Regions from separate parts of the Mus musculus genome. Here all the other regions are linked to region 3. Evidence: chromatin loops called from intact Hi-C (ENCODE). Cell type or tissue: heart. All regions are shown on one strand. Each heading gives the region's core, and the rest is flanking DNA. Links, peaks and the distances in the headings are about the cores only.

Region 1 (8,083 bases), core at 2,640-6,639, 310 kb after region 3:
TGTGAGGTGGAATCTCAGGGTTGTTTTGATTTGCATTTCCCTGATGATTAAGGATGTTGAACATTTTTTCAAGTGCTTCTCTGCCATTCGGTATTCCTCAGGTGAGAATTCTTTGTTCAGTTCTGAGCCCCATTTTTTAATGGGGTTATTTGATTTTCTGAAGTCCACCTTCTTGAGTTCTTTATATATGTTGGATATTAGTCCCCTATCTGATTTAGGATAGGTAAAGATCCTTTCCCAATCTGTTGGTGGTCTTTTTGTCTTATTGACGGTGTCTTTTGCCTTGCAGAAACTTTGGAGTTTCATTAGGTCCCATTTGTCGATTCTCGATCTTACAGCACAAGCCATTGCTGTTCTGTTCAGGAATTTTTCCCCTGTGCCCATATCTTCAAGGCTTTTCCCCACTTTCTCCTCTATAAGTTTCAGTGTCTCTGGTTTTATGTGAAGTTCCTTGATCCACTTAGATTTGACCTTAGTACAAGGAGATAAGTATGGATCGATTCGCATTCTTCTACACGATAACAACCAGTTGTGCCAGCACCAATTGTTGAAAATGCTGTCTTTCTTCCACTGGATGGTTTTAGCTCCCTTGTCGAAGATCAAGTGACCATAGGTGTGTGGGTTCATTTCTGGATCTTCAATTCTATTCCATTGGTCTACTTGTCTGTCTCTATACCAGTACCATGCAGTTTTTATCACAATTGCTCTAGAAAAATATTTCTAAGATTAGAAACAGAGTGTGTGTGGATTGGGGAGGAGTCAGGTGGGAGGATATTACCCTTGGTGTTCTGGGAAGAGCCCTTAGGTCCTGACCCATAAACACAGTTCTGAGGAATGGTCTCTGCCTAAAACGGGAAAGACTAACAGATCCAGACTGATACTATAGTGGAAAGTGCCTGGAGTACCCTCACCTACGGGGATGTGATGTTCAATGCATGAAGACTAGATTCGTTGACAGATGTCTTAGCAGGTGCCCATGGGAGTGGCTGACAGATATCCAGCGTCTCACCATGGCGCTCTATAAATCACACTGTTTAAAACAAAGATGGGAACCTAAAGTTTAATAGCGACTTGAAATGGATATGAAGTTAATTTGCAGGAAAAGGAAAACTGGATTGTACTTATGCTATATTTGAATTTGTGGCTGAAATGCAAATTTATTGTGCATCTTACCAACTCTGGAGTGTGTTTGAAGAAGCCCGGGGATGTACAACTTTACCTTTCAGCCCCCTTCTTCCCAGCTCCAGTCTTTCTCTATGCAATGGAAGCCCTTGGGACTTGCTAGGTGTTAATTTATGCACTTTCGGGAATAAATACATGATTTTCTAGATTTCAGGGGGATTTTGATAGGACATTGATGTCTTCACCACACTCTTGCTCCATTTGCTCTGGGTGTTTTTCTCTCAGAACCTGGGAGAACTTTTCTTCGCTTATGTAGAATTCTATACTCTAAACCAGCTTAAAAGATCACTTATTATATTGCCACAATTTTGTTGGGGGCTGAATCCAATGGCACACCCTCAGAATCTTTTCTTTTTTTATTTCTTTGGTAAAACCGACAAGTAGGTATGTAGGGAACACTGGGTCAAAGCCATGCATCTCAAAAGAGAAAAGGAAAGCACATGGACAATTCAAATGAGGTTAAATGTCTGTTCACAGAAAATATTTACTAAATATACACATTTTCCTCTTAAACATATGTGCTTTTGTCTAAAGCTTCCAGGCCTCCCTCTTACTCTTGGCTGGAGTGCAGTGGGGGTGTTCCTATGGGATTGAGAGATACACACATGCTCCTCCATTCTAAACACAGATGAAGGTGGTAAAGTTCTAAGTGGAAATCGAGTTGTAGCATCTTCCCATCTGCTTTGGTGTGGTCCATTTGGCTCTGTACAGAGTGTGGAAGAAGCTGACACCATGTTTAGTGAGAACTCAACCTCGAATTTGGCAAGAAGCTTTCTAAGTTTGCTTAACTATTGCTAGTTTAATAAGACATCTGTGGTCACAGCAATTCTAATGACAAGTTGAGGAGAAACATCTTAGGCTGGTCTTACCTGCTTCCGAAAGCTCCCTCCCCCAGAGGGGAATCTCTCTGTCATTTCCTCCTTGTTACAAACGCTGAGCTGTTTTATCTTCATAACAGTGCGCTTGTGTTTCCATGAAAATGTATTATCTCATTTAACTTCTTCTCAGCTCGATCTTCCAAATATTTACACCGTCATAGCATTTTCTCTCCTATTCAGCCATTCACGGGTATGAATGTTGGAATTATTGCTCAAGTTTGTTCTAGATTCTGTCCACCTGAGCCGAAACAGCCATATCAAGTCATGAAACACATGGCCTCGTGCAAGTCATAGCTGATTTTCAGTTTTAGCAATATAGCCTTAGTCTCCTAAAAACAAAGGAACACACCGAATATTTAAAAATTTCCTACATAACATATAGTAGATATGTATAAATACAATAGGTATAAATATTTCAAAATAACACACTTAAACTTTGGAATCTGAATAACTGGTTGGATTATTAATATTTTCCCATCTGTCAAGTAAAAATGTTAAATTATCTCTTGGTGTCCGGTCTCCCCCTTTAAGCTCTATATTTTGCTTTTGAAACCTTAGTATAAATAGAATTTGGTGGATTTTTTTGAAAGTCACTAGGGTCGAAAACTTGTATTATTTTCTGGGAAAAAAATTTATAGTGGGGCATCTGTTCTTTAGAATTTTGAGTCATTCTGAACCATGCATGAATCATGACTTGCTCATTTTTAGCTCATTTTAGGGGAAGAATTGGCAAGGTGCAACAAAGGGAGACGTTACGTTAGAAGAAATTTTGGTTTCTAAGGTATTGAGACTGTTTCCAATAATAATATTACTTTTATAGGAAAGTGAGGCTTTTAATCTACATATCTGAAAGCTTTGAGCATATAAGTACACATGTACATGATGATACTTTTAAAATCAAGAAAATTTTATTCTAATTGTTCATAGTTTTAATCAGTGAAATGTGAATATTTTACTGCATAGAAGACCCATTAATAATAACACAATAGTTTTATTTTACAATGAGTATGGACCTGGGGCTAGCTTGACAAGAAACATCACATTTGCAGTATTTATTCTGTTTGTAACATGTCTATCTTAGGGTTACTAACTCAAGCAGACCAAGAACCTGGAGGCAGGAGCTGATGCAGAAGCCGTGGAGGGATGCCGCTTACTAGCTTGCTCCTTGTGGCTTGCTCAGCCTGCTTTCTATGGAACCCAGGACCACCAGCCCCAGATGGAACCGCCCTCCCACATCAATCACTAATTAAGAGAATGCTGTACAATCTTGCCTAAAGTCAGGTTTTACAGAAGAAAAAATTTTTTTCAATTGAGAATCCCTTGTCTCTGATGACTCAAGCCTGTGTCAAACTGACACACAACCAGCCAGTACAATGTGGTTCCTATGACACCATGGCTAGAAAGAAACACTTTACCCCTGCCCCCTTTAGAAAAGATTTATTTACTTCACTATTTTATGTGTATGAGGGTTTTGTCTGCATGCATGTATACCCACCACATGGGTGTGTGATCCCCGAGCAGGTCAGAAGAGGACATCAAATCCACTTGAACTGGAGTTACAGATGGTTGCGAGCTGCCATGTGTTTCTGGGAATCCAACCAGAGTCCTCTGTAAGAGCAGCACATGCAAGGGCTGGAGAGATGGCTCAGCGGGTAAGCGTTCTGACTGCTCTTCCGAAGGTCCTGAGTTCAAATCCCAGCAACCACATGGTGGCTCACACACCACCCATAATGAGATCTGATGCCCTCTTCTGGTGCATCTGAAGTCAGCTACAGTGTACTTATGTATAATAATAAATAAATCTTTGGTCCGGAGCGAGCAAGGACTGAGTGAGAGCGAGCAAGGACTGAGTGAGAGCGGAGTTGGTCAGACTGGAGCAAGCAGAGGTCCTAAAAATTCAATTCCCAACAACCACAGGAAGGCTTACAACCAGCTACAGTGTACTCATATACATAAAATAAATAAATAAATCTTTAAATTAAAAAGAGCAGCATGTGCTCTCCTCTGCTGAGCTAAGAGTTGTTTCAGGTCCAAGAATGGCTGCATTTTTGATCACTTCCCTGACAGATTTGTCTGAGATCTCTTCCCAGGTATTTATGGTAAGTGCCTTTAAAATGTGCTTCTTTTTTCCTATGAGAAAAGTAAGGTAATTAAAATTAGAACTTTCAGGGGGTGGCCAGGAAACAACTGTGCCAGGACAAAGATTTCTCCTTAGGGGAATGAGTTAAGAAAAGGAAGTATTATTTACTAAGTGTTCCCACTCTGCAGATGGCAAGCCTCTGACAAGTATGTGTGAAGCCAGTTGTTTGTGGATACATTTCCATGGTTATACTTTAGTCATCCATACCACAACAAGAGTCTAGGTCTCTCCTTGTGACTCTCTCCCTCCCTCCCTCCCTCCCTCCCTCCCTCCCTCCCTCCCTCCCTCCCTCCCTCCCTCCCTCCCTCCCTCTCTCTCTCTCTCTCTCTCTCTCTCTCTCTGCAAACGGCAGTGACTTCTGCATATCCCTGAAAGTTGATATCTTCTGATGGCTTCCCTGTGTCACCTGGCTTCCGGCTCTGCATCTGACTTTTTCCTAAGAACCTGTGCTTTGATCCAGTTCTGCAAGCTACAATATATGCTGCCCCCTCCTGGTATTGTTTGAAGAGGTGAGCTCTGCTTAATGAAATTTATTCAGATGCTATTTGTGAATATGCTTTTCAGATATTTGCTCTCCGTTCCTGTTTGTACTCATCCAGTTAAGGGTCACTGGAAAGTCCAATCTGATGGAATTTGAAACTCGCTGGTGATTTTGTTGTCATTTTAATATGCTGCTAGAACACTAGCTGATGCACACGAGAGAAGAGAGAGAGAGAGAGAGAGAGACAGAGAGAGAGAGACAGAGAGAGACAGAGACAGAGAGAGACAGAGACAGAGAGAGACAGACAGAGAGAGACAGAGAGAGACAGACAGAGACAGAGAGAGAGAGACAGAGAGACAGAGAGAGACAGAGAGACAGAGAGAGACAGAGAGACAGAGAGAGACAGAGACGGAGAGAGACAGAGAGAGAGAGACTACTTTTTTGATGCAGACAAAAGCCCTGTCATCCATACAGCCATGCTATGTTCAAATTTGGTGAAAAGTTTGCTGATTCATTACTGTGCATATTTGTTTTAATTTTAATTAAAATGATCTAACTCCATTCACAAACTATGCCATGTGTATGAACACTTTTAAAACTTTCTTACTAGCTCACACAAAATAGACCAATGTCACTTCACTGGGTGAAGTTGCCAGTTGTTTTCAAAATGTAAAGGTCTGAACTGCAGAGTTCCTAGGAAAGTACATCAAGAAAAAAAAAGGCAAGGAACATGGTTGATTTCTTTTGAATTGTAAATACGGGAAATTCTTTTTAATTCTTATGCCTGCTGTTCTCTTGGGAGGGAGAAGAGTCAAAAACTAGGGTGGCCCAGAATGGGGTCCTTTGGAGCTTTAGTTATCACTGAGTGATAAGGCCTGGCATACAATACACTTAGAAATGTCAGTATGGATAATGCGTTTCTAGCCTTCTTTAATGTCTGAGTCTTCAGTTTAACATATGAAATGGTGTTTGAACTTATGCATGGATACAGACATTGTGGTAAGCATATATGTACTTTGTATAAGGTATTGACCAGAGTCTAGATCAGAGACCAGCATCTGTAGCCTCAGCAAGGAGTGTGTGAGGAATGTTGAATTCCCTATTGCTGTTTAGCTAAACTGATACAGCACCAAACACCCCCTAAATATTTAAGCTCATCCCGTAAACAAATGCTACTTTTAGCCTTAATTGGAGATGCTTCTCTTTGCAATGAACAGTGGTGAATATAGAAACTCACGGCTGCTCAGGATGCTGAGACTAAATGATCATTCAGGGCTCCACGGTAAGCAAGACACGTGTGTCATGTCTGCTAGGGAGTGACGCAGAGGAAAGGGAGGATGGCTTAAGGATAAGGAAGAGGGCAGTGAAGAAATGTCTTTTGGCCATGACACAACTTTACAACCACCAACTCACAGTATTTGTGTTTCCTTTCACTAGGCCTACAGGAGACTGCACCTGTCACCAGTCAACTATGAATGGGGACCAGCTCACTGGCACCATCTTTACAACCACCAACTCACAGTATTTGTGTTTCCTTTCACTAGGCCTACAGGAGACTGCACCTGTCACCAGTCAACTATGAATGGGGACCAGCTCACTGGCACCATCTTTCTCTGCTAGACTATTGGCTACTGATGGATGTTGGGAGAGGGGAGGCCTATCCTGCATTTGTGTACCCACTGATGAGCATAACCAGGCTCTGATGGGCCCATTGTCACACAGACAACTGTGGTTAAACTTAGTGGGTCACAAAAAAAAAACAAAAACAAAATGAAAAGACAGGAATATGAGAAACAAACTTGTAGGGAGGAGTTGGGTACGTGTTGACAGAGATCAGGAGGGAGGTAATAGCGGATGTGGAATGAGATGAAGCAGATTGTATTAGATACATGTATGACATTCTCAAAAAATTATATATATATAATTTACATGTGTTATATACTATACATAATGTATTACACAAGAAATAACACATATATCATAATATATAAATATACATTATGCACATTATATAATGTATATATTTATTCTTTATATGTAATGTTTATGTATAACACATACATTATAAGTATTATTGTATGTTATGTATTATATTTATATATCTATGTAATTATATATCAATATAATATTATAACACATATAATAATATAAAATATATAATTATATATTGTAGAATTCTATAGTATAATATGTTATTATAATAATGTAATATACAATCCTTGTTATATATAAACTATATATTATAATTATATTTTATCTACTTATATTACATTTTCATGATGTATCAATATATTAATATCAATTATATTGATATATTAGCATAATATCATTGCACTAATATATTAATGTTATATATTAATACACTCTATAATGACATATATTTTTATATATACATATATTAATATAACATATACATATAAGTACGTTATATGATAATTATATATTTTTTCTTTTATTAGATATTTTCTTTATTTACATTTCAAATGTTATCCCCTTCCCCAGTTTCCTCCCTTTTTCTGAAAACCCCTTACCCCATCCTCTCTCCCTCTGTTTCTATGTCGGTGTTTCTCTACCCACCCACTCCCACATCCCTGCCCTCTATTTCCCTACACTGGGGCATCTATCGAGCCTTCATCGGACCAAGGACCTCTCCTTCCATTGATGCATGACAAGGCCATCCTCTGCAACATATGCAGCTGGAGTCATGTGTACTCCTTTGTTGATGGCTTAGTCCCTGGGAGCTCTGTGGGGGGGGGGGGTCTGGTTGGTTGATATTGTTGTTTTTCCTATGGGGTTGCAAACCCTTTCAACTCCTTCAGTCCTTTCTTTAACTCCTCTATTGGGGACCCTTGTGCTCAGTCCAGTGGTTGGCTGCGAGTATCCACCTCTGTATTTGTCAGGCTCTGGCAGGGCCTCTCAGGAGACAGCTATATCAGGCTCCTGTCAGCAAGCACTTCTTGGCATCTACAATAGTGTCTGGTATACGGGATGAATCCCCATGTGGGACAGTCTATGGATGGCCTTTCCTTTAGTCTCTGCTCTATACTTTGTCTCCATATTTGCTCCTGTGAGTATTTTGTTCTCCTTCTAAGAAGGACCGAAACATCCACCCTTTGGTCTTCCTTTTTATTGAGCTTCATGTGGTCTGTGAATTGTATCTTGGTTATTTGGAGCTTTTGGGCTAATATCCACTTATCAGTGAGTGCATACCATGTGTGTTCTTTTGCAATTGGGTTACCTCACTCAGGATGATATTTTCTAGTTCTATCCATTTGCCTAAGAATTTCATGAATTCATCATTTTTAATAGCTGAGTAGTATCCCATTGTGTAAATGTACCACATTTTCTGTATCTATTCTTCGTTTGAGAGGTATCTGGGTTCTTTCCAGCTCCTGGCTATTA
Region 2 (8,083 bases), core at 2,640-6,639, 110 kb before region 3:
CTTCTGTTTCTGCTGCTGCTGCTTTCTCTTCCTCCTCCTCCTCCTCCTCCTCTTCTTCTCTTTCTTTATGCAGCTTGGAATTGAACCAAGAATCTCAAGTGTGCTAAGCACACACTCCTGCCACTGAGCTGTATTCACAGCGGCCGTGCACTTAAGTGTTTACCTTTTATACTTCTGATGTCTTTTTCAATGTATTCATATGTGTTTATGTGTGTGTGCATGTATGCATATGTGTATGTATATGCATATGTGAGTTTGTATGTGCATATGTGTGTATGTCTGTGAGTGTGTATGTGCATGTGTGTTTATGTATGTGAGTGTGGTTTCTTTTTTTAATTAGGTATTTTCTTCATTTACATTTCCAATGCTATCCCAAAAGTCCCCCAGACCCTTCCTCCCCGACTCGCCTTCCCCCCATGAGTGTGTTTTTATTTGTGTGTGTGTGTATGTGCATGTGTGTGTTATGTATGTGAGTGTGTATGTGCATGGAGTGTGTGTATGTATGTGAGTGTGTGTGTGCATGTGTGTGTATGTATGTGAGTGTGTATGTGCATGTGTGTGTATGTATGAGTGTGTGTGCATGTATGTATGTGAGTGTGTATGTGCATGTGTGTGTATGTGCATGTGTGTGTGTGGTGTTTGTGTGTGTGTGCGTGTGCACGTAGCACATATAGTAAAGGTCATAGAGGTTAAAGTACAACCCTGTAGACCTGCTTCTCTCCTTTCTCTTTGACGTGGATTCCAGGGATTGAACCCAGGTCTCTAGGCTTATAAGATGAGTGTCTTTATCCACTGAGCCATCTTGCCAGCTCACTTATCTTAAGTTCAAAAGAAAACTCACTATTCCTGATAGAGAGGAAAGAAGGAATTGCTTGCATTTATGTGGCATCATATGGCCTTCGACACTGAGACCCAGACTTCTCTTCCCCAGTTTACCTGCCCCATAGTGACCTGACCTGACTGCAGGGCTCTTGAGGGTGCAAGCTCTCTACGACTATGTCAGTTCAAGGTTAAGACCCCAGAGGTTAAAACTCTCGCCATTTGTTTGCTGAGGTGCCTCAGTTTCTTCCTCATTGCACCGATATTGACTAATAACACACTAGGATAAGATGCAGAGGGTGAGCTGGCGTTTTTTGTGATTGCTGCCGCGGTCCTCACAGGGAAACACCCATTTTTCTCTTACATGTTCACTCATGCTAAAAAAGGCTCATGGAGGCCCTAGAGAGGGCTCAGCAGGTAAAGGCACTGCCATCCAAGCCCTGAGACCTACGTTTGACCCCTGGGAAGAGGAAGGAGAAAATGACTCCGCAAAGTTGTCCTCTTACCTCCAAACTCACACCGTGGCACAGACCCATACTGTACAAACACATACATGATAAATGAATACATGCAAACAAAGGGGTAAAGCATAGATAGATCTCGTCACAGAATAACATAACATGACTGCAGAAAGCTAGAGGCACTAGGGGATTGTTTGTTTGTTTCTTTGTTTGTTTGTTTGTTGAATCAGCGCCTCACCATGTACCCCTGAATGTCTCTGTGTAGAGACCAAGTTGGCCTCAAATTCACAGATATGCAAGTGCGTCTGCATCTCGAGCTCTGGGATGAAAGGCTCGCGCCAGCTCACCCAGCTCAGAGATAGAGCATTTGTTTTGGGGCTGCTTTTTTACTATTGATTATTTTTATTTGTATTTATTTTATCTACATGGATGTTTTGCCTACATGTATATATGTACACCAAGCACATACCCTCAGATCTCCTGGAGTTGAAGATACAATTGTGAGCTGCCATGTGGGTGCTAGGACCAAACCCACGTGCTCTGAAAGAGTAGCCCATGCTTTTAACCACTGAGCATCTCTCCAGCCTCGAGTTAGAGGGTTGGTTTTATTTTTTGAGACAGCATTTCTCTGTGTAGCCCCGGCTGTCCTAGAACTCTCTAACCAGGCTGGCCTTGAACTCACAAAGGTCTGCCTTCCTCTGCCTCCCAAGTGCTGGGATTAACATTTAAAAAGAAATATACTGTACTCTTTAATAGTAAAAGGTTAAATTAAGATGGAAAATATAATCCCTGTTCCTCCAATGACTGACAAAAATAACCACAATGTGCCGGGTGTGGTGGTGCTCGCCTTTAATCCCAGCACTCGGGAGGCAGAGGCAGGCGGATTTCTGAGTTCGAGGCCACCCTGGTCTACAGAGTGAGCTTCAGGACGCCAGGGCTATACAAGAGAAACCCTGTCTCAAAAAACCAAAACCAAAAAAAAAAAAAAAAACCCACAATGCAGTAAAGGGGAGCGAGACAAGATAAGGAAAAATGCTTTCCATTTTTGAGAGTAATAAGCAAAGGATTGATTTGTGTTTGTTTCTGGCAGGCTTTTGCAAGAGAAGGAGCCAAAGTCATAGCCACAGATATCAACGAGTCCAAACTCCAGGAGCTGGAAAGTTACCGAGGTGAGCCATTTGCCTTCAGGTTCACAGTCAGCCCAGTATGGGAAGCAGAGGCACGGAGCGAGCATCAGAGGGAAACTCCAGCTGGTTCAGACACCTTCTCTCCCAACCCTGCTCCTTCACATCCTATCAAATCTGTATTCTAGGGCCTACGGGAAACAGTGTGTACAGTCACACATGTCAGGGGGAGTGTGAAGGCACATGCTTAAGGTCTTCTGTTACGCAATGTGCTGAGGGATTTCGCTCTCAATTACAAAGTTCTGTGAGAATTAACAGTTGCCAGGTTAACTATTAATGGCTCTTTCACTGCTGCCCAAGACTCTTTGGGAGCAGCCTTGGCCCAGGTTACAGGTAATATGACCCTCTTGTATTCTTGCAAACCTTTCTGTAGCCCCATCAAAAGCTAAAAAAGGTAGGGGGAAAATCAGTTGGTCATTTATTTGATTTATTTGGTTCATTGGTTTTGTTTTTTGGTTTTTGGTATTTTTTTTTTTTGCATTTTATCAGTACTTTTATTTTATTGAAAGGAAAATTGAGACATTTCATGAAAAGTGAAATCCATTTAATACCGCAGGGATTATTTTTTTTAATTGTCTAATTTTGATCTTATGTGTATGAATGGCTTTCCTGCAGTAAGTGCGTGGCAGCCAGAAGAGTGTGGCAGAGCCTTTGGAACTGGAGTTACAGGCAGCTATTAACCAGCGTGGCGTGCTAAGAATCCAACTCAGATGTTCTGGAAAAGCAGACAGTGTTCTTAACTGCTGAGATAACTCTGTAGCCCCTAACAGAGAGCTTATTGAGGGGGTGGAAGAGGACACTTTAAAATTTGTATATCTTTAGAAGAGATTTTTTTTAAAGATCTATTCCATTTTTATTTAGGTATGTGTGAGCCTGTGTATATGTGAGAACCCACAGAGGCCAGATGGGACATCAGATCCCTGTGAGGAGGTTGCAGGCCTCTGTGAGTCACCTGATGTGACAGCTGGGATGGGCACTCCAGTCCTCTGATAGGCCAGTGAGTGCCACATCTCCAGCCTGAGATGTGTGCATTTTAATGATTCTCTTGTAATTGCTAAATGCCAGTGGTGGACATGAGTCATGGACAACCTAAGTAGAAATGCTACATTCTTCACACTGCACACCGCTAAACAGCCACATCTTCACAGTTACATATTTTATGAGTTCTCTGTAAACACTCTCTTTTACTTTATTCACCAGGTATTCAAACTCGAGTCCTTGATGTCACAAAGAAGAGACAGATTGATCAGTTTGCCTCAGAAATCGAGAGAATTGATGTTCTCTTTAATGTTGCTGGGTAATTATAAACTTTTTATTTCACTCTGAGAAAGTTTTCTATAATTTTATTAAATGAATATTGATAGTATAAAAAATGATCAGTTAACAGAACATGGCCTATTCCTTGGGAAGTTGGGATAAATGTCACATACCCCTGTACAATTCAGCAAGTGAAACAGCTATGTCACTTGCTATGAACCTGGAGCCCATAGGAAGTTAAAGCTAAAGGGGTGGGTGCTGATGTAAAGTCTGGCAATTAAACAAAGCAGTGGTTTCTGATGTTTCATTTTATAAGTGATCTGCTTGTCTTTCTGCAAGTCTGTATCTATAGCCTCTGCAAGGCTGTATCTATAATGGAGACATAGCAATTGGCTTTTGAGCATCCATTCAGTCTTCGGCATTGTGGAGGATGCAGGAGGCAATCTGTGACTCTTGCTACAGGAGGCTGGTCAAGTGACTAACCTGAGAAACACTCCCGACCACATCTTATAATTGACTACACAATCTCAGTCCAGAGGACCAAGTCAGTAAGGTTGCCATGTTCAAGAGACTTCCCTGAGGAAGAGTGACTTGTAAGAGGGCAAGGTTGTTGGGTTTTTTGTTTTGTTTTGTTTTTTGTTTTTTGTTTGTTCTTCCTGGCTTGTGTACTGCTAGATGCTAACAGCCACAATGTTACTTCACCACACTGATATTATATGGAGGTTTGCCTGCTGTGCTGGAGGCAAACAGGCACAATGTTACTTTACTATGCTGAGAGAGAGAGAGGTTTTCCTTCCAGTTTTGATTTCCCTGCAGAAGCTTAGTCTGTGCCACTTGAGGGCACTGTTGCCCTGGAAACAGAAATGAAATGAACAGCCTTTTAAAAGCACTGATGTTCCCAGTGCACTGTGTGAGAGACAGTGTGTGAGCTCTGCAACAGGTATGTGGAGGTCAGAGGTCAGAGGTCAGAGGACAACTTACAGGAATCAGTTCTCTTCTACAGTCTGGGGATTGATCTCAAGTCCTTAGGCTTGCCAGCAAGAGCCACAGTGGAAGCCTATCTTTCATTTTTCTTTAGACAGGTTCTCACATGCCTCTCAGGCTGGCCTAGAACTCACTCTGTAGACCAACCTAGCCTCATACTTAGAGAGATCTGCCTGCCTCTGCCTCCTGAGTGTTGAGACTGAAGGAATGTGTGTGTGTGTGTGTGTGTGTGTGTGTGTGTGTGTGTGTGTGTGCTGCCGCCGCCGCCGCCGCCGCCGCCACTGTTGTTATTGTATTGTTTTGCTCCTATAATCCTAGAGATTATACCCAGGGCATGCTGGCACGTACTTGCCTACTGATTCTTTAATTGCATTTCTCCCTCTTGTTGAATCACTCAGTTTTGTCCACCACGGAACCATCCTGGATTGCGAGGAAAAAGACTGGGACTTCTCAATGAATCTCAACGTCCGCAGCATGTTCCTGATGATCAAAGCATTCCTTCCCAAAGTAAGGGGACCGACAGTCTGAGGAGGGTGTCTGCTTTCATCCTGGGCACACGGAGGACACGCGTGTGTATTGTGTGTATTTGAGTGTGATTGTAGCTAGCAAGTTGACTAATGAACATTTATAGCAAGGCAATTTATAGAGATTAATCCATTTAACCCTCCAGCTCCTACATTCAAGAAACATTTATTAAGCATTTTCAACACTGAGGAGACCCTCCAGTGAACTTAACAAAGTTCTTTTTTGAAGAGAGTTTCTATTAGGACAGGGTGAGGAACTCAATTAACACATAAATATGTCATGTAATATAACTTGGGGTGGTTACGAGTATAATGCAGACACGGTTCCTAGGTTAAATGGGAGGCCCTCTTGGACCTCACTGGCAAACTGGGATTCTCAGAGAAAACAAAATGAAGGAAGGGGTATCTGGGGAGATGGATCGGCTTCTTGCTGCAGGAGAATCCTCTTGTGGAGTGAATGATATTTCATCATATCAGCTGACTACACAGGGCACATCTGAGGGGGAGGAAAAGGCTCACGTAACTAGAAAGTGATTAGAGTCAGCTATGAAGCCCTGTAGCCAACCTTCTGGGCCCGGGCACTGGTTGTCAAGGTGCTTGTGCCCTGGGGCTTTTTTTCCCTACAAAGAGTTACTCAGTTTTGTTATTATTATTATTACTATTATTATTATTATTATTATTTGTGTGGGTGTTTTGCCTGTGTGTGTATCTGTTTACTCCCAGAGGCCAGAAAAAGGCATCAGATCCCCTGGGACTCAAGTTACAGACTAGAAGAGCAACCAATGCTCTTAACCCTGAGCCGTCTCTCCAGCCCCTTTCTCTTGTTTGAGACAGAGTCTCACTATGAGCCCTAGCTGGCCTGGAACTTGATATAGTCAGAGATCTACTTGTGTGTCTCCTCCGTGCAGGGGTTAAAGGTATACACCAAGATGCCCAGCCTACATCTTACTGTTTAAACACAGCATCAATGCCTTAGAGTGCAGAGCTCTTCTGGGTGCTCTGGAAAGGTGTAAATGACAGCGCATACCCCTGGCCTGCACGAGTGTTTAATGCAAGAGTGGCAAGGAGTGAGCGGGGCAGAGGGAGCAAGGCCAGATCAGCTGCCATAGAGAGACACACTTTCTCTGTTTGTTTTGGTTTTTCCAAGACCTGGTCTCCCTATGTAGCTCTGGCTGTCCTGGAACTCACTATGTAGACCAAGCTGACTTTGAACTCACAGAGATTCCTCTACATTTGCCTCCTGAGTGCTGGAATTAACAGCATGCACCACTACACCCGGCTCTAAGGTATGGTTTTTAAATACTTGATTTGTGCTTAAAAAGGATCTTTGGTCAGTCCACATAACATTGGACTAGCTATCCCTTTTACAAGTTTGTTTCCAGACTGGAGGACGACTCAAAGGTTAAGGGCACCTGCTGCTCTTTCAGAGGACCTGAGTTCAGTTCCCTGTATAACTGCCTATAATGACTGCGGTTCACAGCATTCACCACCCTGTGCTGGCCTCTGGAGCTGGAATATTCACATGCGCAGCATACACTCACAGAGACACCGTCACCTGAGTAAAAATGATACCTTTTGCCCTTTTATAGCTTATAGACGTTGTATCTGTTGAAGACCAGTACTTTGTATAGTACTTGGGGGAGGGGCTGAAGGAGATTTCAGAGGACAAGATGATGACACAGATATCCAACACATTTGTAAGCACAGATCTGAAGCAGAGGCTCAGGGAGTGGCTCTGAGGTACAGTGCAAGTGGAACTTAGGAACATTCCTAAGGGAATGTTAGTTCTTGATACACCCATGCCCGATCAAAAGTTCATGATTCTAACAATGATAAAATACCTTTCTGCTTTTGGAAAAAAATAATCAGTGACTGTGACATAGAACCTGAAGGCCTCGGCACTGGTTGTTTAAAGTGGCTTTTCCACAGGAGCAGGGGAATCGCGCACTGCAATCTCAGCACTTGGGGGCTTCGGGCAAAGCATAGGCTTAGTGGGAAAGACGACACTGACATCTCGATTTCTCGTCTCAGACACTGGCCTTCGAGTCCCTAAGCACTCTGAGCCCCAGGTCACATGTCCTAGGAGATGGCACGTGCACCCTCTCATCGTCTGTCTCTTCCGTCCGAGAATGAGGAAGACACATTTCGAATCACTTCCAGCCCTAGCCGTCCCCGGGTTTTCTGTATCATTAACTATGATGCACAATTGCCAGGCTAAAGTTTTCCAGGATGGAAAACCAACACAGATCTGCAAGGTCATTTGGCGAAAAAGATGGGAACTGACAGAATTGGTTCTCAGATAAATGCACAGCAAACCATCCCTAGATTGCAAGGACAGTCAAGAGGCAGAGACCAAGTCAAAAATCCTATAAGAAGAGTAATTATACAGAATGCTGGTTGGCCTGGAGAGAAAGAAGATCAGGGGAAAAAAAGGAAATATCTTTGTTCTATGAATATACTTTGTATTTACTTTTTCCCCTTGCTGTGCTTTATCAGGGTTGAACTCAGAATGATTCAGAAAACCCTGGCTAAACGAGTCAAACATCTTGTTCCAGAGGGTGGCCAAACATTGAACCTAGTGGCTTAGAATGCTAAGAAATGCCAAGGAGCTTGGCTGAGCGCTGGCAATGGGGGCAGAAGGGCTGTGTCTGGGGTGCTCTAGAGCAATGCTCTGCTTGAGGCTCCTGGAAATCAGTTGTTCTGGGCCCCTCACTTCACAGGCATTCTGTGCCGGGAGCCAAGAGGAACAGCGTGAGTGACAGCTGGCAGAGAGCTGTCTCCCGAGACAGGCTGGAGACAGAGCGGAGAAGGCAATGGGAGGACTGAGTGGGCGGTGTGAGTGGCAGGCTTATGA
Region 3 (8,083 bases), core at 1,734-5,733:
CTGCCTTAAAATAACATCAACAATAGGAGATCCCTTTTTTAAAATGTCGGCAGCCAGGACTTTAAGCTTGCCTTTTAGAAGTGCTTTTGGGAGGTGGGAGAAAAAGGTCAGTTGGTAAGATGCTTGACTAGTGGAGTGCAGTGTTCAACCCCAGTGGGAAATCGTCAAACATGCTTCTAGCCCCAACACTCAGGAAGTAGAGGCAGGAGGATTCACAGTTCAGGCTCTGCTATGTCAGGAATTCAAGACCAGCCAGAGCTAGGATTCTACCACAAACTAGAATTTACTTTTAAAAGTGCTTCTACTGGGGCTAGAGAGATGTCTCAGCAATTAAGCGCACTTGTTGCTCCTGCAGATTGACCCACCAGGTCCAGTTTCCACCATCCATACCATGGTTCACACCTATATGTAATTCCAGCTCCAGTGGGTCCAGTGCCCTCTGGCCATACATACTGAATACTTATGATGCACATACAGGCACATACACATGCAGGCATACACACACCTATATATTTTAAAAGAGCTTCTATGAGCACTAGGGTTATGACTGGTGGTAGAGCGCACCTCTAGCATGCATGAATACATAAATTTGATTCCTGGCACTTCATAAAACCTGTCATGGTGGCCCATGCCTATAATTCCCAACACTTAGGAAATGGAGCCAGAAGAGTCCAAAGTTCTAGGTCTCTCTTGGATGCATAATGAGTGTGAGGCAGTCCCAGGCTAGATGAGACTCTGTTTCCAAAAAACAGTAGGGGGAACTTGCAGTGCAAGTGTGAAGACCTCAGTTAAAAAGCCAGATGATGGGCTCTTTGTAAACCCAGTGCTGAGGAGACACAGGCGGATCCCTGAGGCTCAGGCCAGCTAGGCTTGCTTATTTTATGACCTACAGGCTAGTCAGAGAGACTATAAAAACAAAAACAACAAAAAAACAAGGTTGACAGCTCTGGCCTGCACAAAGACAAAAGTATAGATGTGTTCTCTTGTTCTCTCTCAATCATGTATGATCACGAGCTGTTCCTTTGGCATCTTGTTCTACACACACACACACACACACACACACACTCGTGTGCATGTATGAACATGTTCTCTCATATACTCTAACCATTAAACAAAACTTGCATGTGATCTAGCATTTCTACTTCTGGTTCTATACCCAGAATATATGCAAATAAGGTTCTTGAGACAGTTGTGTGAACTGAATTCATAATGGTGTTATCACAATAGCACAAAGGCCAGTGCCAACCAACAGGCATACCGGTAAATAAAGTGGGCTCTGCAGAGACTTGGGAACACTTACCATTAATTAATAAAGCTTGACATGTTGACACATGCTATGATGTTCATGGCCCTTGAGGGCATTATGCTCTGTGAGCTCAGGGACAACAGAATGATGTTTGCCAGGTTGGGGGTGGGGAGGAGTGGGCGTTGCTCTTTAGAGGGTATGGGGGCTTCTGGGAGAGCTTCTGGTATCTGCTTCAAACTGGTATCTGCCTATAAGTAATATCTCTTGAAACACAGAGGTGGAGCGGGGTTGGTGGAGGGCTCAGTGGTTAAGAGGACTGGCTGCTCTTCAAGAGCATCAGAACAGGATTCCAGGGGCCTCTGTGGACCCGAGGCAGGGACATGGTGCACAGACTACATGTAGAAAAAACACAAGTACATCTAAACTATGTTAAAATAGCCTAGGGCTGGCCAGATTTCCCACAAGCTAAAGGAGCTTACCACTAAGGCATAGCAAGTTCAATCTTTAGATTCCACACAGTGGCTGGAGAAAGCTGACTCCAGCAAGGTTTTCCATAATTCCCATGATGCTCTATGATACACATGCCTTCCCACACCCCAGATACACACACATAAAATAAACAATTAAACTATAATAACACTAGCCTTAACATTCCTTAAGGGCTTACTTCTGCCTTCTTACTGAATGCTTTTACCAACCAGGTTCCTTGGCACAATGCGGGATTTCAGTTACAACATCCTTGTCATGTGTAGCTCAGGCTGTCCTGGAACTCACTCTGTAGACCAGGCTATCCTTGAACTCAGAGATCTACCTGCCTCTGCCTCCCTAGAGCTGGCATTAAAGGTGTCACCACCATGCCTGGCACCATGCCTGTTTTCTTAAGAATGAAGACATACTAGGCTTTCGGGAAGGGTGAAGATGCTCGTGTCTGAGCCCTATGACCGAATCTGACTCCACGAGTCTGAGTGGAAGGTGGGAACTGACTCCCACAATTGCTCTCTGACTCCACACGTGCACCAGGGCACCACCTCCCACTGAAAATGGAAGAAATGAAAGCATACGTCCAATTGGTCAAACTGATGCTGCAGTCTGACGCTTTCTTTAATGTCAATGGATTTCTGACTGAGAGAACTGAAAAATCCAGACCAACTGAGTCACAAAGAAAAACCCTTTATGTGCGCAGCAAGAGACAATTTTGTGTCACTTCCTCTAATGTTGATAGGAGTTCCATGTACAGTTTGAGCAAGAATAACAATACAGCAGGACAGCAAGTGAGGAGAGAGGAGACTGTTGTTCAGTGGTCCTCAACTTCAGCTGAACTAGGAGTGTACTGGCAGCTGGCCACCTAATGCGAGCACAGTTAAACTGCTATAGTGCGCACTTACGATGGGGAACGATGATGAATTATGTACGTAGTTTGCCATGATTTAAAAACCAAATAACTTTGTTAAGACACAGACTCACTATGTACGTCTGTCTGGCCTGGTATCTTATTGGAAGCCACCAGGGTGGCTGTAAACTCACAGAGATCTACCTGCCTCTGCTTCCCGAAGTACTGAGATGAAAGGTGTGAGCCACCACACCCGGTACAAATAATAACTTTTTCAGAGAGCTTCTGTGGGGTCAGCAAGAGGAGCCCAGGCGGTGAAGGGGGCTGCAGTCAGGACTGGCAACCTGAGCTTGATCCCTGGGACCCTTGATAGAAAGAGAAAACCAGCTCTTGGCATGAGTACCACGGGGTGAGCACATGCCCCGAAGGGGACATCTACATATGTGTTTGCGTGCTTGCTCTTGTGTGCATGAATGAGTGTGTGCGCACACGCTCACCAAATAAATAAATGTTAAAAAAAAAAAAGACATTAGATTGGGCCTGCATAGATAATTTCCTGGAGTATGGCCCATCAAATCACGTGGTATATTCACAGGTGGGATAGATTCACAGGTTCTAGGAACTGGGGTGAGGAAATCTCGGTGGGACAGTACTTTAGAAATTCTACTGTATCCGATGTCCACATTTCAACTGCTGTAGATTCCTTTAGAAGACATTTTTATCTGTCATGTTCTCTTTCCATAACTCTTTCCACGACAAAAATGCTTCACCAAGGCAAAGTTTCTGCTTAATGAGTAGACACATCTGTCATCACTCCACAGAGAGAGAGAGCTAGGCACTTAACCATTTTAACTTGCTGTCACGTGGACATTACTGTCCTTACAGGACTTGCCACATTGAAACCTATGATCCGCTTTATCGCTCGTAGTTTCAACATCCAGCATTAGCAGTGGCTTGATAAGATGTGGCCAGGAAAAATGCACGCTGCTCAGGTTTCTGGCACTGAATTTTTATGGTGCTGCGCGAGTGAAGAACATACGGCCACAAGGTGGCAGTAGCGCACACACCATTTCTATGGGCGAGCCCTGATAGGTTCTCATCTGGTGAAAGGAAGTGGCCAACCACAGGCCCCACCACCAGCTGAAGTAGGGAAGGTAAATCCTCAAGGTTGGGGTGGGGGAAGACCACAGAAAGGGCACATCTGGCTTAGTGATGTCACCCAGCATCCTGACATCTTTGGGTCAGAGAACACTGCTCTTAACTCCAATCAGCCATCCTACGTGGCCATTATTTTAGGATTTTTACCCCTGGTGTCCTCTCTCTCCTTTTTCCACTTCCTCCTCTTCTGCCTCCTCAGGGTCTCCTCCAACTCCAAGCCTGGAAAACCCAAACCACTCACATGTCTCTTCTGCCCAGCCATTGGCTGTTGGCGTCTTTATTTAACCAATACTTTTAATCAGGAAGCAAGGTCACATTGTCCATGCAGATCCTCTCCTTCCAGGGAGCAGCCAGGCTATGGGGCCGGTACTTATCATTACAAAAACATATCAGAAGAGCAGACCTCAGCAGGTGCTTGCTGCCAAGTCTGAGAACCTGAGTCCAATTCCCAGGACCCTCAAGGAGGAGAGAAGCAGCAGGCTCCGCAAGCTGTTTCACCCAGACTGTTTAAAGCATCATTTCTTAATGTGCAGTGCATCTGCGCATTTAACCCCCCGCCCCCACCCCGCCAAGGGAGAGCTGAAAGACCCTGTTACTGCCTCTCTGAGCAATGTCCTTAGCAGTGTGTACCTGCTTGTAATTCTACTGTATTTAAAGACTGCTTCATGACTTCTGCAAAAGAAAGATTTGTTGAGTAAAATGAAAAATAGGGCTTCCAGTCAAAATCCACTATGAACAAAAGCCTGGGGGCAGATGCAGCAGTTAAACACAGAAAGCAGCTACAGGTGTCCTCCTTCATCCAGTCTGTGTGCACCAGAGACGTGGAGGCAGTCGCGGCACAGCTGCACATTTGGCTTTCAATTGCCCCTGTAGCGGGCAAATTCTCTAACACAATCTATGCGATTCAAACACCACCTGTCGTATTTTAGAAAATTATGCAGTAAGTTAGCAATTAAGTTTGGAAATGTTCCAGCCCAATGGGGAAACTTCTTGCAGTGAAGCCCTCACATACCAAGAACATCTCGGGGCCGAGCGTGGTGGCGCGCGCCTTTAATCCCAGCACTTGGGAGGCAGGGGCAGGCGGATTTCTGAGTTCGAGGCCAGCCTGGTCTACAGAGTGAGTTCCAGGACAGCCAGGACTATACAGAGAAACCCTGTCTCGAAAAAACAAAAACAAAACAAAGAACACCCTGGGTACCTTTTCCACCTAGATATACCACGTTTAGCACTAAGCTTTCAAAAGTGGGTACTGTATCAGTGAATGTAACATCCTACCTTCTCAACTATCACACTACCTGATGCAAATTTCTCAAGCTGCTCGCCTTTCATTTTCAATTCTCACTTGTTTTTTTGGTTATTTCTCTGGTCAGCACTCACATTTTATTGTTCACCTGCCTCTGGATGAATTTTTTTAAAAGATTTATTTATTACATGTAAGTAGACTGTAGCTGTCTTCAGATGTACCAGAAGAGGGCGTCAGATCTCGTTACGGATGGTCGTGAGCCTCCATGTGGTTGCTGGGATTTAAACTCAGGACATTTGGAAGAGCAGTGCTCTTAACCACTGAGCCATCTCTCCAGCCACCACCCCCCCCCCTTTAAAATGTAATTTTTTTCAAGGTTTGTTTATTTACTTTTATATATGAGTACACTGTAGCTGTCCTCAGACACACCAGAATAGGGCACTGGATAGCATTACAGATGGTTGTGAGCCATCATGTGGTTGCTGTAGAAAGTTCTTAATACAAGTGTTATGTTTAGGAATAGAAAACAGATAACCAACTAATTGGATTTTGCTATGAAGGAAAACTAAGTAGACTGAAGATGGAAGGGGCTCGGGCACTGGCTTTGGATCGTGTGAGCAGTTCCCCATCCTTAGGCCTTTTCAGATTGGTGATGCAGGCCCTGATGAGTCTGAATGAGTAAAATCTCATTAGTTAAACTTGTTGGGCAGGTATCGAGTACAACAGTCACCTGGTTCGGTTTGGTTTTGGAGTGGAGCATTAAAATAGTTTAGGAATACAGTCTGCCATTTCTAATCAAAGACTATGAAACAAAAATGATACAGATCAGCAGCTAGCTTAATTGGCTTCCTATAAACTTATTAACAAATTAGGTTACAAAACACAAAAGCATTTCAGTGAGTGAATCACCAGGAGGCAGCAAACTCGCAGCTGAGTTGTGACGTGCTTTCCACAACACATCTTGCTTAATTATCCACACCAGTGAGTCATTAGCCCATCACCCTGCTAATGCTCCCAGGATACCTGGTATTTTGTAAGGCTGGTGCTTGTTTGCTGAGTAAGGAATGAGTAGTGCTCTACTTCAGCAGCTTAGGTGACCCCCGTAACAATCGTGAGGAAGCTAAGAAAGCTGTTTCTCTAAGGTTCTACAACACTCAAGTGGTTTATCAATTCATGTGTGTGTGGTTATTCAGTGCCTGTGTACAGCACACGATAGAACTCTGGGAATTTACAGAGGATGGCAATTCTTATGCTCCTGTGAAAGCTTACTAAAACCCCAGCCTGCGCCCAGACGTGGACGTCTGGGCAGAGTAACAGTATGTTTTAAAGTGGAAAATGTGGAGGGGAGGGAACTATTTTCTTCTCAGGGCACTTAGAATTACATTCTGAGACAGTTTTCACTTTTCTCACTGTTCTTATTTGACAAAATTAAAGGTTGACCATCTCATTCTAGACCACCAATCTCCAATAAATGTGCCTTCTGTGAAGCCCAAAAAGGATGGCAGCAGCTGGAATATTTTTCAATGACTGTTGCTGTGCATTGTAGCAATGGTTTTACAGAGCAGAATGGCTTCCACAAACAAGGCATCCGAACTCATGCTGGGATTTGACCATCTGTGGGAAAGTACCTGGTTAATCTGATGGTGAAGGCAGGCGCTTGGGGGCACTGAATCAAGAGTCTCTGAACACCCCACCGCCACAGACGAGAAAGGCTCTACCTCTCCCCTGCCTATAGGCAGTTATGAGCTTGGAGTGCAGACCTTGTAAAACTCCCTCAGCACAGATATTTTCCAACTCTAATTTTGGATCTTTCTGTTGGTCACAAGAAAGGTAAAATCACATAGAGGAATTCACTGACATTATGAAATACATTTATGGGCCCTGTCCATGCTTGATGTAATGTCTGGTACACATAAATACTCAATAATTCTTAGCCTTATTACTACAAAGATGGAATGTTTCTTACACCTACATGGGAAGACTACGGGTTCAGGAGATGGACAGATCATGAGAACCGGAGTTCTGATCCCTGGCCCTCCCTCACTGAGGCACATAGCTGTAACCCAACTGCTGAGGAGGAGACGAGCCGTTCCGGGGCTCACTAGGCTGCGCAGCCTAGTTCAAGCTATGAGCTCTAAATTCAGTGAGTGAGATAGTTTGTATATGCTTGGCCCAGGGAGTGGCACTATTAGAAGGTATGGCCCTGCTGGAGTAGGTGTGGCCTTGTTGGGGTAGGTGTGTCGCTGTGGGTCTGGGCTTTAAGACCCTCACCCTAGCTGCCTGGAAGTCAGTCTTCCACTAGCCGACTTCAGATGAAGATGTAGAACTCTCAGCTTCTCCTGCACCATGCCTGCTTGGACGCTGCCACGGTCCCTACTTCATGATAATGGACTGAACTTCTGAACCTGTAAGCCAGCCCCAATTAAATGATGTCCTTAGAAGAGTTGCCTTGGTCATGGTGTCTGTTCGCAGCAGTAAAACCCTAAGACACCAAGAGAGCAGTTGAGGAAGACACTGCACACTGAGCCCTGGGCCTCCATGTTCCCATCTGCAGACCCATGTGTATACACACGTACATACATAAAAAAGAAAACATCATGAACGAGTAGGTTGTATCTTTAATAGTTTAAGAATAGCTCTTACATGAGACTTGTAAAATAAAACTAAAGAGACTTCTGATAGTAGGCTAAAATCACAAATAATTCAAAAATTCCAGTAAACCTATATGGAAAACTTTCTTGTATTTTGTCTCAATGGTTTATGCTATTGAAAAGATACAACTCAAGACGGAGCTCAGTGTGAAGGGCTCTTGCCAGGGTGTGGGAGGCCCTGGGTTCCATCCTCAGTACCATGAGTGGAGTGAGCAGACACGGCTTTGTACCACTTCTGCCTTTCGGAATACTTCCTTCCACATTTCAGTTGCTACTTCAAACCAATCATAACCTCTTTTATTAAAAGTTTTATAGGGTTAGAGAGATGGCTCAGTTGTTAATAGCACTGGATGTTCTTGTAGGAGACCAGGTTCAGTTCCCAGTATTCACATGGTAGCTCACAACTATCTGTTAATTCCAGTTCCAGGGATCCAACATTCTCTCTGGCTTCCTCG

Evidence for each region. Peaks named below come from ENCODE experiments on the same cell type or tissue, not always from the same donor. Only the 100,000 strongest peaks of a DNase experiment are listed, where the experiment ranks them.
Region 1: a loop joins it to region 3, with 3 times the contacts of the local background. A loop is called at or near these places in 8 of 42 quality-filtered maps.
Region 2: a loop joins it to region 3, with 3 times the contacts of the local background. A loop is called at or near these places in 25 of 42 quality-filtered maps.

The regions. Positions count from the first base shown.
Region 1 is chr3:135,709,066-135,717,148 of GRCm38, forward strand. No RefSeq gene overlaps it. Among named protein-coding and RNA genes, the nearest start is that of Nfkb1, 22 kb to the left of the region's middle. In heart, for the core only: a CTCF peak has its summit at 4,704 (motif pointing left); no DNase peak of the experiment used is centred there.
Region 2 is chr3:135,285,891-135,293,973 of GRCm38, forward strand. It overlaps Bdh2 (3-hydroxybutyrate dehydrogenase, type 2), which reads left to right. Exons shown (of 10, transcript NM_001172055.1): 3 at 2,371-2,449; 4 at 3,665-3,761; 5 at 5,104-5,212. The region is part of intron 1 of Gm46826 (a long non-coding RNA gene); the gene reads right to left. Among named protein-coding and RNA genes, the nearest start is that of Bdh2, 8.7 kb to the left of the region's middle. In heart, for the core only: a CTCF peak has its summit at 4,564 (motif pointing right); no DNase peak of the experiment used is centred there.
Region 3 is chr3:135,398,837-135,406,919 of GRCm38, forward strand. Cisd2 (CDGSH iron sulfur domain 2) reads right to left here. Exons shown (of 3, transcript NM_025902.3): 3 at 7,576-8,083. Among named protein-coding and RNA genes, the nearest start is that of Cisd2, 21 kb to the right of the region's middle. In heart, for the core only: CTCF peaks have their summits at 3,620 (motif pointing right) and 5,192 (motif pointing right); a DNase peak (open chromatin) is centred at 3,635; H3K27ac peaks cover 897 bases.